Regions from separate parts of the Mus musculus genome. Here region 2 is linked to region 1. A link is a loop called in an ENCODE intact Hi-C map of the cell type or tissue named here. Cell type or tissue: left cerebral cortex. All regions are shown on one strand. Region 1 holds the start of Ywhah (tyrosine 3-monooxygenase/tryptophan 5-monooxygenase activation protein, eta polypeptide). Region 2 overlaps Depdc5 (DEP domain containing 5).

Evidence for each region. Hi-C counts contacts between places; a loop is a spot of excess contacts. Peaks named below come from ENCODE experiments on the same cell type or tissue, not always from the same donor. Only the 100,000 strongest peaks of a DNase experiment are listed, where the experiment ranks them.
Region 2: a loop joins it to region 1, with 5 times the contacts of the local background. A loop is called at or near these places in 6 of 42 quality-filtered maps.

What each region holds. Positions count from the first base shown.
Region 1 is chr5:33,018,751-33,023,750 of GRCm38, reverse strand. Ywhah (tyrosine 3-monooxygenase/tryptophan 5-monooxygenase activation protein, eta polypeptide) reads right to left here and starts at 4,935. Exons shown (of 2, transcript NM_011738.2): 1 at 4,597-4,935. The coding sequence starts at 4,683. In left cerebral cortex, CTCF peaks have their summits at 1,926 and 4,875; DNase peaks (open chromatin) are centred at 1,914 and 4,382; H3K4me3 peaks cover 5,000 bases; H3K27ac peaks cover 4,047 bases.
Region 2 is chr5:32,947,263-32,952,262 of GRCm38, reverse strand. The region is part of intron 31 of Depdc5 (DEP domain containing 5); the gene reads right to left. Among named protein-coding and RNA genes, the nearest start is that of Ywhah, 69 kb to the left of the region's middle. In left cerebral cortex, no CTCF peak of the experiment used is centred here; DNase peaks (open chromatin) are centred at 419, 1,345 and 2,026; H3K27ac peaks cover 1,804 bases.

The sequences.
Region 1 (5,000 bases):
ATAGACACACTTTACCAACTAAGCCATCTTACCGCTTTGACAAGTACAACGGAACAATTCACAGCCAGAACAGCAGCTCAAGCAATTCTTAAACACTACTGTGATAAAGACCCCTGACCTTCAGAACAGAAAAAGTTCAGACCTACATACTTCCTCTTCATACTTGTCTACTGTAGCAAAGCCACAACTAGTAGATTCTACTTTTAATCAAACTTGGCAGATACATTCAGTAAGTGCCCTTATAGAAAGTCACTGGGACAATGGTTAGTGCAGCAGAACATGTGTCAAACTATCCTGTAACTTCATGGGACACTGTACAACACGCGAGGAACAACTACATGACCAAGACAAAATTAACTATTAGACATCTATCATCTGTAAAATGGTGCTGTTACAAACAGTATCTGCAAACACCTGTTTTGACATTGCATGAGGGCCGAGGGGTCAACCAGCAGTAGAGCATATGCTTAGCACGCACAAGGCCCTGTGTTTGATCCCTAGCACAAAGTATTAGTATAAATCAAACAGTAAGTACATAGACTAACAGCTCCCATCCAAAAAGCACCTAGAAAGTAAACCAATAAATGCCATAAACTTGCTGAATACAATACAAAAACACTGGGGTACTCCTCCAAAACTTTTTACTGTTTTTAGACCGCCTGAGTAACTAATCTAATCTTGAACTCACAATAACTATGCAAGCTCAAGTGCTGGGCTTATAGGCAGGAGCCATCAGACTTGGCCCTAACACATTTCTAAAGGGGAGGTGTAGTACTACACTATTTCCTCAGCTTATAGTAAAGATACAACTTCAGTGCCCAGCTAGTGGAAAACAAGTCTCTCATAGCTTTCATTTATTTCAAACAGCACTAAAGTGGCTTTCACACTAGCCATGAGTGGTGGCTCACACCTTTAATCCCAGTACTTTGGGAGGCAGAGACCAGTTTGGTCCACTTAGGGAATTTCAAGTCATATTGTCAGTTTTTGTTACACCTTTAAAATTGCACAGGGCCAGGCAGTGGTGGCACACGCCTTTAGTCCCAGAACTTGGGAAGCAGAGGCAGGCGGATTTCTGAGTTCGAGGCCAGCCTGGTCTACAGAGTGAGTTCCAGGACAGCCAGGGCTATACAGAGAAACCCTGTCTCAAAAAAAGGAAAAAAAAAGAAAAAAGAAAAAAGCATAGGATTATGCCTTCCCCGGGGCATTCACCTTTACACAGCACCTGCTTCTCCCATTTCTCACAATCTCCCAGCTATTGGCAACAAGAGCCTTTACCTCTTCTTGTCCAACTCATGTTTCCTTAAATGCACTTCTGCATCCTGAATTTCATAGTCATCAAATCCAACATTTCTCTTTATGCTCTGCCAACACTAAGACTACAGCAGCTGGGTGTGACTGCACAGCCTGTAAGCCAAGCACTCAGGAGGCCCGAGCAAGAGGATCCTGGGTTTGAAGTCAGTGAGACTCTAAGACTGTACGACACGGTGTTTTTATTTTATAATTTCACAATGACCACCTATGTTTTGATATAACTGATTCCGGAATAGAAGCGACTGAATTATGCCCACCTCTCTACCTACCAATATTCACCGGAGGCCTAGTTTCCCTTTTTCCTGATATCCTAGTCCTTCTACAGTAACATTTCATCCCACTTAATAAGCTTGCTTCAGAGTCCACATTAAACCCCACCAACCTGGCAAGGTATGAGATCAGGAAAAGCTTAAAGGTCTCTTTACTGAGCTTCTGTTCAGAAGCATGTGTTGACTTTTCATACTGAGTTTCAACTCATCTGAAGGAACACCACTATTTCTAATGTACTGAGGGAAGGTTGCTGGGGAATCAAAACTGGGCCCTCAACATACTAGGCCAACTTCCCTACCACCTGAGCTCCAAGCCCAGCCACAATCCCTAAGGTTTACCACTACTGTCCTCCAGGTGACGCTGCTGGATTAAGAAACATTATAGCAATATGATTAAACCATTTAAATTGAGAGAAAACCTTGAAGATTAAAGACCAAAAAATGACTTGTAGTACAAACATTCCTACTTTTATACTTGAGAGACCGTGAAGCCAGGAGAACTAACTTTCAAAGTCAGAACAATGGCCTCAGATCATCCCATCCAGCCAGTGTCTTGTTTCACTCTCTAGAACTACATACTTACCTGCCTTTCAATTGCCTGAAAGCAAGGCCACATTCACCCCGAGATAAGCTAGGCACGGTGGTTCGCACCAGTGAGCCCAGCATTTGACAGTTAAGGCCGCAGCATCGGGAGTTCAAGGCCAACCTCATCTATTAATGTGTTTGAGGCCAGCCTGAGATGCATGAAACCCTATCTAAAAGGGGAAAAATTAAAGCAAACAATATAAGTTTACTAGAATTCACTCTTCCCAAAAGCTTAATTAAGGTTTATTAATGGGTGACTCATTAACATTTATTAAGAATTTTATCTACGCCGGGCAGTGGTTGTGCACGTCTTTAATCCCAGTACTTGGGAGGCAGAGGCAGGTGGATTTCTGAGTTCGAAGACAGCCAGGACTACATAGAGAAACCCTGTCACGAAAAACCAAAAAAAAAAAAAAAAAAAAAAAAAAAGAATTTCATCTACAAACTATACCAACAGGCAAATGAGATAAAAGTACATCCCATTAATACAGGTGGGACAAACATGAATTCTGATAGAAAATACTCCTCGTTTTTAACAGTTTATTTGAGGGAATGTTTTACCATAAATTTGATGGTACAAATATTAAATTCTCAATGTTTGATATCTTTTCCAACTGATGAATCATTTTAGACATAGATTATAAATTTCAAACACAAAGGTCCATTAGCTTTTGCAAAATGTTTCCTCAATGCCTCGGAGAACATCTGTGGATACAAGCAGGAAATTGCAGAACACTCTTCAAGGCCATTTAGAAACACACCAGAAACCTTTTCTTTTTTTTCCTGCTAAAATTGTTTTTTTCTTATAATCTCTCTCTAGTCTTTCCTTTCTTCCCACCTCAGGATAGTTGATAGCTCCAGACATCTGATGGCCATTTCCCCTTTACTGTGTATCCTCTTCATTTTCAGAGGTCCTCCCTAAACTGCCCAAACCTCCAAGCCCACTCACATATGGAGCAAAGGCCCCCTAAGCCAGCTGTTCAGGGAGAGGCCTCAACTTGCACAATACCAGAAACATTTAGACATTTAGTAGTGACTTGGTGTGTGGATAGAGGTGGCTTTCAGGGTACACTTTAGTAATATCAGTCTTGTTTCCAAAAAATTTTGCAAAACTGTTATTTTAAATTCATTTTCTCAAAGAATCCACAATTTCTTCAGAAAAATTCATACCCCAAACCTAGAATGTTCCCTGGTATAAATGAATGCTTCTAACCAGAAAAGCATACCATAATGCTGAAATCAGTATCACCAAGGAATCAACAAATGGCCTGCCTGTGATGTTGCTGGATTCCAGAGACATCCTGCTGAATGTGTACAAGGACCCTGGAGGAAAGCTAACTTGATTATTGTTCTTACCTGAGAAAATCCTAAATGTTGGCCTCAATTTTCTATTTCATGTAGTATCAAAATACAATTTCCAAATTAAATGTGTATGGAGTATGTGGGTTTAAGAAAGCCTTTCAAAGACTAGCCATAGGTCATATGAGCTACAATTCAGGGCAGTTAATACTTAGGTCAGCTAAAAACTGCCCAAGGGCTGCTAAAATGCAGATTTCTGGGTCTCACCCTCAAAAATGTTTATGTATTTAGAAGTCTAAGGTGGAATCCAAGGAAATTTTCTCCCTAGTCTTAAGAGCTAGGTGGCCACAGTTGTAATTCTGCCACTGTGTGACCTTGACAAGAAATATTCTTTTAGAAAAAACCCAGGATGATGTGAAGAGTTGTCTATAGTGATGTGGTAACAGAACTCCAAAGTCTTGGGTAGGCAGGTAGGCTCTAGGCTAAGCTATTGACTAGGGTGTGGCTGGGCAGGTCTCCTTTACCGGAAATCAAGCTCCAGAATCCATCTCTGAGGGTCTCAGGAATGCAAAGGCCCCCAGGGTTGCTTCGTTTTCATTTCATCTCCAGGAAGGCACGCAGCATGGACCGTTGGGATGTATGCAGGGACCCACACCCTCCTTCACGCCCAGGACTGCTGGAAAGGGGTCTTCCCACACAAAGCCAGACCCGAGGTGTGGAAAGTGGGGGAAAAAAACAACTTCAGACAAGCAAACCAAACCGGTCGTAGTAGAGAAAACCAGGAGATGGGTCTCCACTCGCGGATGAGCCTTTATTACAAGTGGGTGAATGGTGGAAGGAAAGCGCCTTTCGCCCAGGTCCGGCAGAAGGGTCTAGAAGCAGGAACGCGACTTCCTCCTTTCCTCGGGCACCCCCTCCCCCACCGGGGCTCTGCGCTAGGACACGGCGACCCCCGCCCGCCAGCCACCGAGAGGCCTCCCGGGGAGACCCCGCCCCGGCCAGGCCGCAGGAAACGGAGAGTCCAGCGGCCGCCGCGCCCAAAAGGTGGCGGCGCGTAGGGAGAGAGCCGCCGCCCAGGCTCGGGCCGCCCCGCCCCGCAGCCCCCGGCCGCCCGGCTCCCCAGCGCGCTCACCGCCTTCATGGCGGAGGCCATATCGTCGTAGCGCTCCGCCTGCTCCGCCAGTCGCGCCCGCTGCAGCAGCTGCTCTCGATCCCCCATGTCGCTCGCGACTCGGCCTCGCCTCGCACGCCCACACCGCCTGCTCACTCGCTCGCTCGCTCGCCCGCCCGTCCGCTTCCCGGTCGCCGCCGAGGCCGCTACCGCGCACGCGCACTGGCTCGCCGGCTGGCGGGAGGCTGCAGGCTGCGCCGCCGCTCGCGCCTTCTCGCTGGCTGGCTGCACGCGCTGTGGCGAGCGCCGCGGAGCCGCCGAGAGAGGATAGGGGGCGCCGCGGGCGGGCGGGCGGGCGGGGAGGACGCGACCACGCCTGCGCACTCGGATCAGCCCGCCGAGCTACGGGAGGGGGCGGGGCGGCC
Region 2 (5,000 bases), 71 kb after region 1:
ACCAGAAGAGGGCATCGGACCCCATTACAGGTGGTTGTGAGCCACCATGTGGTTGCTGAGAATTGAACTCAGGATCTCTGGAAGATCAGTCAGTGCTTTTAACCGCTGAGCCATCTCTCCAGCCCTCAGAAAAGAACCTTTAAGAAACATAACCAGGGCCAAGAAGTGGGAGTGGGTGGGTAGGGGAGCAGGGTTGGGGGAGGGTATAGGAAACTTTCGGGATAGCATTTGAAATGTAAATGAAGAAAATATCTAATAAAAAAAAATTAAAAAAAAGAAACATAACCACAACCAAATGTTTCTCCAACTACCTCAAAAATGAATGTTAGTGTCCAAAACGAGATTCTATGAAGGCCTGTGTTTGCAGTTATGTAATCTCTTGCATCTCTTTTAAGTCTAAACTCCTCTTCTCCCCTCTCCCCTTGCAGCTTATCCTGTGACGTAGACAACCCAGGCGTACTGAGTCAGTTCCCTTTATTATTCCATGCTTTCTTCCCTGTACTTCCTGGGAGCTGTGAGCTAGACCTAAAAGTTTAGTTGGATTTAGGTTCAACTGGGGGGCAAGGATTCTTCCTCTGTGTGCTGTGTAGTTATGAGTTCTCAGTTCCTTTAATTCTTTAGTGTTTATACACAGTAATAGTCTAGAATTTTTTCTGATGTTTATCAGCAAGAATATTTTAGGAAGAAAAAAAATCTGCAGCTACTTAGTTATTCTGAGGTATACTTTACAGGAGATGCAGAAGACACCCTTGCTTTTCCTCTTTGTCCACCAATGAACTCTATTTCTCTATCACACTGCAATATATTCTCTATTCAGCTTTCTTCCGAGTCACATCCATGAACACACACCATGACTTTCTTTGGCATGTCTTGATGGCTCCAACAATGGGCCACGACTGGGAAAGCAATGGCAGAAAGCCTCAGATGCCTCATACACACATAACCATCCACATTTACTGAACTGCCTTCTAGGTGCTAACCTGCACTCCAGGAAGGCATTCATACCTGGGTGAGACTGTTCCTGTCCAATAGCTCAGAGCCTGCTATAGTGAATATGCATAGATGTGAGAACATGTACAGGGCACAAGGTATTCTAAGGAAAGAGGGAAAGCAACCAGTCCTACACAAAGCCTGCACGGTGTGTGATTGGCAGGAGGAAGTCAGCTTACACTCAACACAAGACACAAGTAGACAAACATCTTTCACATAAGAATAGGTGGATGGGACACTATCACACTGTTGGACTGCTGTTAGCATGGAGCCATCCGCAAAGAATGAGGACATCTGTCTGTTTATCTCATCCCATAAAAGCAGAAAAGGTTTCAGGCCACTATCTGCTGCCCAGGCTAATCCACTGCTGTTAGTCAGCACAGAGCTGACTCTACAGGAGCTTGATCAAAGGAATGTGCTTACAGATAAAGACTGGCAGGAAACTGGAGGAAACAGTTACAGTACGACAGCAGACTATAAAAAGAAAGCTCTCTCTCACTTTGATGTAACAACAAATACAACTGAATCTGCTTATTATAGTAGGAGAAAAAGAAAAGCAAGCAAGCAAGCCGGGCAGTGGTGGGACACCACTTTAATCCCAGCTCTCAGGAGGCAGAGGCAGGCAGATCTCTGAGTTTGAAGCCAGCCTGGTCTACAGAGTGAGTTTCAGGACAGCTAAGGCTACACAGAGGAACCCTCTCTTGAAAACCCAAAAAAGAAAAGAAAACAAAAAGCACCGTGTAAGTAAACACTGTATAAAGGTCTGACTCCTTTAATCTACCTTCACCCTCCCAAAAACCTAGCGTATGAGCCAGGAGCAGTCATCTGGGGCATGGAAATGCCTCAAGTCTGACCTGGCTCTTGCCATGGGTTCACTGAAAGCCTCATCATCCACCCTGGGGAATGTTACAAGCACAAGATGGCTTGCTTTTCCCAGTCTGAGCAGAAAGAGGCTCATTGACGCATACTAAACAGTGACTCACCAACAAATTAAAATAAGATATTTTTTACCTCCATTTTCACACCACTCCCAGAAACGTATGTTCCTCATTCTTTTCTGCAGTCAGGGAGAACCTGCTGGCAGAATCGTGAGGCCTTTCCTGGTCTTCCCAACAGAGCTCACCCACCAAGCCATTCTAGGCATGGGACCTGTCTCTGAAAGCGCGCTATACAGGATAGTTTTATGCCAACTTGACACAGGCTAGAGTCATCTGAGAGGGAACCTCAACTGAGAAAATGCCTCTGTACACTTAGGCTGTAGGCAAGCCTATAGCGCATGTTCTTAATCAGTGATTTTTGGGAAGGGCCCAGACCACTATGATTGGTGGCATCCCTAGGCTGGTGGTCCTGGGTTCTATAAGAAATCAGGCTGAGCAAGCCATGAGCAGCAAGTCAGTAAGCAGCTCCCCTCCCTGAGCTCTGCGGCAGCTCTTCTCCTGCTGGAGTTCCTGTCCTGACTTCCTTTAATGATCAACAGTGATGTGGAAGCATAAACCAAAGAAAGAAGTCTTCTCCCCAAGTTGCTTTTGACTGTGGTGTTCTAATAACAACAATAACAGCCTTAACTAAGAGACACATTTTTGCCAAAGATGCTGAAAACATATATCACAATATTAAGGAATTATAATTGTATGATAAATTAGGATACTATGATTAGGGTGTTTTTTTATGTTTATTTATTACATATAAATACACTGTAGCTCTCTTTAGGCACACCATAAGAGGGCATCAGATTTCATTACAGATGGTTGTGAGCCACCATGTGTTTGCTGGGATTTGAACTCAGGACCTTTGAAAGAACAATCAGTGCTCTTAACCGTTGAGCCATATCTCCAATCATATATTTTTTTTAAGTTACATTTTTTTACTGGGGAGCACACATGCCACCGTACAAGTGTTGAAGTCAGAGGACAACTTTCATGGGTCAATTCTCAATCCCACAACGTGGGTCCCAGGAATGAAACTCAAGTTATAAGTCTTTGTGGCAAATACTTTTACCCACTGAGCAATCTTGTCATCCTGGTTTAGTTTTGTTTTTTGTTTTGTTTTTTTTGTTTGTTTTTTTTAAAGAAGACAAATTTTTCAGAGATACATTTTGAAATTATTACAGATAAGAGTGTGATATCTGGAATTTGAGAAATAAAATAAAAGGGAAGATGAACATCCATGGACTATAAATCAAACAAGAGTGGCCAAGAACAGATGATCACTGAAACAGATGACAAGAGAGGGATTTAATATACTACTCAGCCCACACTTTTTCATCTATTTGAAACGTTTCATTATAACAAAACCAAATGTGTACTGAGTGAATCCTTCCCCTATGACCAGCGCTCCACACTGTCTCCAAAAGAATTTCTACCCATACCTCATACTCTCTTGCCCAATCAACTTTACTTTCTAAAGCCAATGTGTAAAAGTTCTTACTAGATACAACCTGGAACCATACAACACGGTAGACAGCATCTCCCCTAACCTACCTACATAACATCTGTATAAAAGAGCCCCTTAGCATCCCACCTTCTGTAACTTCATAGAACTACACAACATATCTTCTATGAAACCAGCAGCGGGAAGTACTGAACCTCTAACCTCAGAAGAAAACTGACAGGTAATCTGACTAATGTAGGTCAAAGAAGCAGGCAAGCAGACAGGGAACCACATCTACCTTGGGGCAGGGAGCGGCATGAGAGGGGATACATGCAATAATGCTTTCTCTTTTTGCTGAGTTCCACCTTCCGCCAAAACCTCTTTCCTTATGCACAGCCATCTTATATCCCAGCCAGATGTTCTTCATGTCCCCTTCACAAAGCCTGGTGTTGTTCAACTGATATACTGTTGTCATCTGTAGCATTTGCTACTTATAAAAGGGGCCACATAATCAAGTGCATGACTGAAGATGCAAGATGAGTCACCTCAGGGAGAGCGCTATGTACAGTGGCACACACGTGTAGCTTAAGCATGTGGGAGGTAGAAGCACAAAGATGAAGAGTTCAAAGTCATCCCTGGCTACATGGTGATTCTGAAGCCAGCATAAGCTACCCAGGATCTTGTCTTTAAGAAGAATAAGATGACTGGGAGAACCAGAAATGGATATCCTTTCTAAACTACTGGGCCTTATGGTTGGATAAATGAAGATCGAATCTTTGCTACTGAAAGGCAAGCATAGGCTGGAGACACTGCTCAGTGGTTATAAGTGCATACTCTTCTTAGAGAGGTTCCCAGTTCAGTTCCAAGCACCCATGTGAGGCAGCTCACCTGTAACTCCATCGCCAGGGACATTCGGTGTCTCTGCCATATACTTGCAGTCCCAGAGACTCAGGAGATTGAGGCAGGAAGATCACTTGAGTTTGATCCAGGAGTTTGAGGACATCATGGACAACACAGCAAGATCCCATCCCTAGTTAAGACAAGCATGGTGGCACATGCCTACTAATCCTAGAACCCCAGAGGCTAAGGAAGGCATACTACGAGGTTGAGACAATAGAAAACTATAACAAAAAATTTAAGTTAACCTAGGCTAGCTACATTGCCAGACTTATCTTAAAACAAATGACAAAATTAACCATAGGTAGGGCTAGGGAGATGGCTTTGTAGTTAAGAGCATATGTTACACTTACAGATGACCCTGGCTAAGTTATAATCATCCTTAAGTCCAACTTCTGGCTCTACAGGCAACAGTTTCCCATGTAGTGCACATACATACCATTGATTTAAAAAAAAAAAAAAAAGAGTGCTTGCATAAAGACTTCAGTTTAGATCCCCAGCACCTACATAAAAGCCAGTTATAGACAGGCATGCCTGTAACCTCAGGCCTGTGGAGGAGGGGGAGACAGATTTTGAGAGCTTGCTGGCCAGCTGGCCCAACCAATAGGCTAAGCTCTAACTTTAATGAGAGACCTTGACTAAAGGAAACAAGGTAGAGTGACAGAGAAGGACCCATAGCATCTTCCTTTGGTCTCTATGACATGTGTATGGGTATGGACAACGCACAGAGATGCATACGCGAT